Linked DNA regions of Homo sapiens: region 1 is linked to region 2. A link is an interaction called in ENCODE POLR2A ChIA-PET data of the cell type or tissue named here. Cell type or tissue: Panc1. All regions are shown on one strand. Each heading gives the region's core, and the rest is flanking DNA. Links, peaks and the distances in the headings are about the cores only. Region 1 holds the start of PLEKHG2 (pleckstrin homology and RhoGEF domain containing G2). Region 2 overlaps ZNF780A (zinc finger protein 780A).

Region 1 (2,906 bases), core at 120-2,619, 670 kb before region 2:
CCCCAGTCTCTGCTCTAGCCCCTGCCTTCAGTCTCTCCTTTCTCCACTCCCCCACGAGACAACCAAAGGAAGCCTGTTATGAGACCTGAGTCAGGTCACATAAAAGTCAAAGTCCGAAGTCCTCCCCACAGCCCACACAATCTGGCACCCATCGCTTACCCTCCCCCTTGGCCACTCTGCTCCAGCCACACTGGCCTCCTAGCTGCTCTACCAAGTCTGGTCTGCTTCATCCATAGGAGCTTTGCACTAGCTGTTCCCTCTGCCTGAACACTCCCCTGGTGTCCCCATGGCTCACTCCCCTCCTTCATGTCTCTGCTCAAAAGTTGCCTTCTCTGTGAGATCCTCCCTGACCACTGCTGTTGCAATCCACACCCCACCTCCAACTACCCCATCCTCCCTACCTTGCTCGACTTTTTCCATGACATTTATCATCACCACCTAACATTAAAATGTACTTAATTCTTATGTTGACAGCAATCTGCCTCCCCACTAGAATGTCGCGTCCTCAGGGGCAGGGACTACTTGTTCACTGCTGTATTACACACAGCTAAAGGAAGCCAGGCATAGTGAATGTTCAATATTTATTGAAAAAACAAGTCGACTCAAAAACATAGTTTTCCTTTTCAACAGAGGTCGAAAACTCCAAGACAGATAGCTATGTTCATCTGTAAAGGAGGCATTAAAAAGACAGAGAAATACAGAGGAGGCAGAGTCATATACAGTTTGCCGAGGACCCACATCTCTACAGAAGTCAAACTGTTTGCACACAATTCCATGCCCAGAGCATCTAATAAGAGACGATACCCCCACCTGGTGGCTGGGACGGAAACGGCACCTCCCTACAATACAGAACACCCAAAGGACCGTCGCCAAAGCCCTAGGAGTCTTTTGAGCCCAATAATTCAAAAGATAGAAACGTTCATTCATCTAAGTGATGTAGATGTTTTGGTTGGTTTATTAGATGTGTAAGTTTATAAAAACTGATGGGGAAAAAAAGTGCTCCAGGTGAGGATCGAACTCACAACCTCGGCATTGCTCCGCTCGCACTGTCATATAAGTACCGCGCGCTAACCGATTGCGCCACTGGAGCTCCGGCCGCACCCCTGCGCCGGGGTCTTCTTCAGTGGTTCATAGCCACGTGACCTCACCGGAGGGCCCCGCCTTGTGTTATATATGCAAATTAAACATTTTGCATTGACCAATAGGAGACAGTGCATTGCCAGTTCCGGATTCTCACGCCTCGCGGCCCTTGCTGTAAAAGGGAAAAGTCCGCGAGGCGTTTGGAATGTAGGGGTGTCGCCTACCAGAAGGACACGCCTCCTCATGAATATTCAAAACAAGGGGTGGGGTCTTAACCCTTCGCTGGCGGGTCGGCCGGAAGGCAGCCCCTCCCCCCCCCGCAGGCGGGAACAGGATGTGAGCCCCGGCGACAGCGGGGGAGGGGAAGCCCCGGGCGACCGCCCCCCGCCTCACAGCTGGGATCGGACTCTCCCGCCCCAGATGTGGCGCCGCCGCCGTCACACGAGCCCCGTGACACCCAGCCGGGAGCCCGAGGGGTCCAGAGGCTCGGACCCGGGCGTCCGGAATTTCTGCACCGCATCCTGAGAGACCCCGAGGTCCAGACCCCGGCGCCCAGGCTGGAGGACTTGAGCCATCCAGGTGCGCAGCGCCCCCTCCTGGAGCAGCCGGGAGCCCGGACGTCACCCCGCGAGACCCTGGAGGCCGAGCGCCCCGTATCCCCGTTTCAAGAACTCAGGATCCAGGACCGCAGACTCCCTCCAGGGCTCCGATCCCAAGACCCCGCGTTGGAGGAACTTGAGATCCGGACTTCTAAGCGCCCCAACCAGTTTCGGGCTGCAGCGGCCATCGCTTCAAGGGGACCCAGGACTTTGGGACCCCCCTGTGCTCCCACCTGGAGGGAGTTTCATTCCTGCCCCTAGAATTAGGGGAACTCAGAAATCCATCCCCCACCCCACGGCCCTACCTAGAAGACTTAGGAATGTGGGTCCCCAGCGCCGCCATCTGAGACTCCAGAGTCGAGGCTCCTAGCATCCCCTACGTAGAACACTGAGAAATTCCGACTGCGGGACCCCAGTCTCCGAGAGACCCCAGATTCTATTCCTGGAGCCTGAGAGCCCGAAGTTCACGCCCCTGAGTCTGGGCTCCGCACCTCCCTGGGGACCGCGTCGGGGTCGCGCAGGAGCCGGGCTGCCTCGAGCCGGGGCTGGAGGCTCCCCGGGAGGTGAGGGGGGAGGCGAGGGGCCCAGGCGGACTGGGGGAGGGGGCGGCGCCACTGCTGAACAATGAGGGGGCGTGCCGGCGGGGGGCGAGCCGAGGCGCCGGCGGGAGTTGGGGGCTGGAGGGGTGTGGGAAGGCGCTGGGGAGGCTGTGGCTGTGGGGACGGCGATCGGGGTTCGGAGAGACCGGCCGGAGGGGGTGCGAGGGCTCGGGGCCAGCGCCCCAGCGCGCAGCCCTCGGCGGGGGAGGGAGCCGTCTGCAGGACCCTGGCATCCGGTCCCCCAGCCTCCGCCCTCCCCTGGGACCCCGCGGCCTCCCGCCCACGGCTTTTCCCAGCCCTGCCCCTCGCCCTCCGCTCCAGCTGGAGCCCAAACGTTCCCAGGATCCCTAAGCCTCCGGCCCCAGACAAACGGGACTCGCAGCTTCTGCGCCTCCTGCTCCGCTCACTCTTCTTTGTCTCAGCCTTTCCATCTTTTTCGCCAGGTTCTCTCTCCTTGTCCCCTTCTTTCTGTCACTTTGTGCCTCCCCCATTAGTTACTCCCAGGGGCCCCTCCCTGGATTTACACCACGCTCCTAATTCCCAGCCCCCATCTGTGAGTCTGGGCGGCGGAGAGGCCCATGGGGTCCTGATATCCAAGAAGGGGCTCTTTCTGCAGGACTCTGCTGGG
Region 2 (2,906 bases), core at 292-2,791:
ATCATCTGAGGTCAGGAGTTCAGGAACAACCTGGCCAACATGGTGAAACCCCATCTCTACTAAAAATACAAAAATTAGCCAGGTGTGGAGGTGGGCACCCGTCATCCCAGCTACTTGAGAAGCTGAGGCATGAGAATTGCTTGAACCCAACAGACAGAGGTTGCAGTGAGCCAAGATCAGATTACTGCACTCCACACTGCAGGACAGAGCAAGATTCCACCTTAAAAAAAAAAAAAAAGTTTACCCTGGGAAAAAAAGAGGGAACTTACTCCACTAAAAGGGGAAGGAAATAAGAGAACAGAAATTAGGTGATTAGTAAATGATGAAGTTCCTTGGTGATGGCTTCTGCTGTAATCTTTATTTCCTTCCCAGGTCTTGGGCATTTTTATCCAACAGGACTTGGGTCACTGAAGAAAGCTTTTCAAACCACATCTCAAGTGTATGACTCCTTTCTGAGCACATGTCCAGGACAATGATGGCTTCCCCCCGCCTGCTTTACCCTCACTTACCTGGATACCGTCTGCTTGTTTCTTTCCTTACAACCATCCAGGGCTCTTTCTCTTGCTCTAGTAACGTAATTACATCTGGTTTAGAAATGGAACTTCCTGCTTAAAAGAAACGACACATGTAGAATTTTTTTAATACAGATTTTTTTTTTTCAAATCTTTGTGACCTGCTTAAACTTACAATAAATTACAAGTCAAAACAATATTGAAAAGAGACTTCAGATAAGAGTGAGAGGTTGAGTAAGAGAACTCTTTTCTAACTATGTTAGAAAAGGACTTCCTTTCATTTAAACTCAGAATCTTATCCCTTGAAAAGAGGTATAACTGAATGGTTGAGAGCAGGAAACTTCAATCCAGACTGCCAGGTTCAAATCCTATCTCTGCTACTCACTAGCAGTATGACCTCAGGTAAGTCACTTAAACTCTGTCCTTCAGTTTTCCCAACTCTAAAATGGGGATGATACAATACCTATTTTATAGGATTGATACTAAGACAAAATAAGTTATATATATGCAAAATACTTCTAACATTGCCTGATGTACAGTAGCACAAAGTCAAGAATTATTGTTTATTATTGTCATTTATTTTGCATCCTTAGACATTTATAGCTCACTCAGTATATTCACTAAATGAAAATACATAAACTCCATGGTCTGAAACTTTCAACTGCAAAACAATGGAATGTTTATTGAAGGAAATGAAATGCATTCCCTTTAGTGTTAAATGAATTTCTGTCAACCCAATCAGTATACGTAAATAACAGACATTTTTGTTTGTTTGTTTTTGGTTTTGAGACAGGGTCTCGGTCTATTGCCCAGGCTGGAGTGCAGTGATGGGTACAGCTCACTGCAGCCTCAACCTCCCAGTGATCATAGAGGTTTCTCTGATAGAAAAATTCAAGACACTCTTCTCCTTACAGATGGGTTAGAAAAACAAAAACAAACCAACAAACAGAAAATCTACAGTAATTCTGAGATCAAACATAATATGAAATCTGGTTCTTAGACAATATCTTTCAATGAATGTACAAGATTTCAAATTCAGCCCCATGGTCATGAAGAGAGAGGCAATTACAGAGAGGACCAGCGTAACGAAGGAGGCCATTGTGGAGTAGGCAAGATGCAGGGGCTCCAGGGAGGTGCCTGTTTTCAACCCAACAAATCCCAATCCATTCCTTTGGGAACAAGAAGAAGGAATTCAGCCACCTCTTAAAAGATAGCCCTGAAATTCACGGTGAAGAAAGCTGATATTCCAGAAAATAGATATAAAAATAGCTGGGACTCAACGACCTTACCCAGTGAGATCAGGTGGCTGTAGTTCTCCAACATCACATCCCTGTACAAGGTCCTCTGATCAGGCTGCAGGCACTCCCACTCCTCCTGAGAGAAGTCAATGGCCACATCCCTGAATGTCACTGATCCCTGAAACCACAAACACATGTATAATGGTGAAACTGAAGAAAGTTGTTTTAAGATGAAAGGAGAGGAAGTGAAGGAGTGTAGTGTAAGAAAAAAGCAATATGGAAATTCACAGAGTGCCTGCACATTCTTCAAGAAGTCTCCTGCTGGCTGAGTATGGTGGCTTATGCCTATAGTCCCAGCACTTTGGGAGGCAGAGATAGGAGGATTGCTTGAGCCTAGAAATTTGAGACCAGCCTGGGCAACATAATGATATCCCATCTCTGCAAAAATTAAATAAGTAACTGTGTGTGGTATCACGTACCTGTAGTCCCAGCTACTCGGGAGGCTGAGGTAGGAGTATTGCTTGAGCCCAGGAGTTCAAGGCTATAGTGAACTGTGATCACGCCACTGCACTCCAGCCTGGGCCACAGAGCAAGACTCTGTCTCAGAGAAAAAAAAAAAAAAAAAAAAAGGTGGCATACAATTAAAGAATGTTCTTAATCCTCAAGTTCATTATGGTATGAGATGACAGCAAAAGTATTTTTTCTTGTCATGACAACTGATTTTTATAAGCTGCATTAAAGTCAATAGAACTCACATATTAGATTTATTCATTTTTTTTCTATTTATACGTTGAGGATGGCCAGGGCCTCTAAGGATTTCCCCAATTCTGAGAATTTTTTATTTTTTATTTTTTTTCTGAGACAGAATTTCACTCTGTTACCCAGGCTGGAGTGCAGTGGCACGATCGCAGCTCACTGCAACCTCCACCTCCCAGGTTCAAGCGATTCTCCTGCCTCAGCCTCCTGTGCAGCTGGGATTACAGGTGCGCACCACCACAACAGGCTAATTTTTTTTTTTCTTTTTTTAGAAGAGATGGGGTTTCACCATGTTGGCCAGGCTGGTCTCAAACTCCTGACCTCAAGTGATCCACCACCCACCTCGGCCTCCCAAAGTGCTGGGATTGCACGCGTGAGCCACCATGTCCAGCCAGAGAAT

What was found. ChIA-PET counts read pairs that join two places held together with the same protein. Peaks named below come from ENCODE experiments on the same cell type or tissue, not always from the same donor. Only the 100,000 strongest peaks of a DNase experiment are listed, where the experiment ranks them.
Region 1: POLR2A ChIA-PET joins it to region 2 with 14 read pairs; 1 of 35 experiments calls an interaction of 5 or more read pairs at or near these places.

The regions. Positions count from the first base shown.
Region 1 is chr19:39,411,171-39,414,076 of GRCh38, forward strand. PLEKHG2 (pleckstrin homology and RhoGEF domain containing G2) reads left to right here and starts at 1,499. Exons shown (of 19, transcript NM_022835.3): 1 at 1,499-2,242; 2 at 2,895-2,906. TRI-TAT1-1 (tRNA-Ile (anticodon TAT) 1-1) reads right to left here and starts at 1,090; the gene lies at 998-1,090. RefSeq lists enhancers at 441-530, 941-1,040, 1,051-1,100 and silencers at 1,311-1,670, 2,201-2,340, 2,351-2,420, 2,531-2,590. In Panc1, for the core only: no CTCF peak of the experiment used is centred there; DNase peaks (open chromatin) are centred at 1,231 and 1,651; H3K4me3 peaks cover 2,500 bases; H3K27ac peaks cover 2,303 bases.
Region 2 is chr19:40,081,310-40,084,215 of GRCh38, forward strand. It overlaps ZNF780A (zinc finger protein 780A), which reads right to left. Exons shown (of 6, transcript NM_001142578.2): 4 at 1,802-1,928; 5 at 510-605. Among named protein-coding and RNA genes, the nearest start is that of ZNF780A, 8.2 kb to the right of the region's middle. In Panc1, for the core only: no CTCF peak of the experiment used is centred there; no DNase peak of the experiment used is centred there.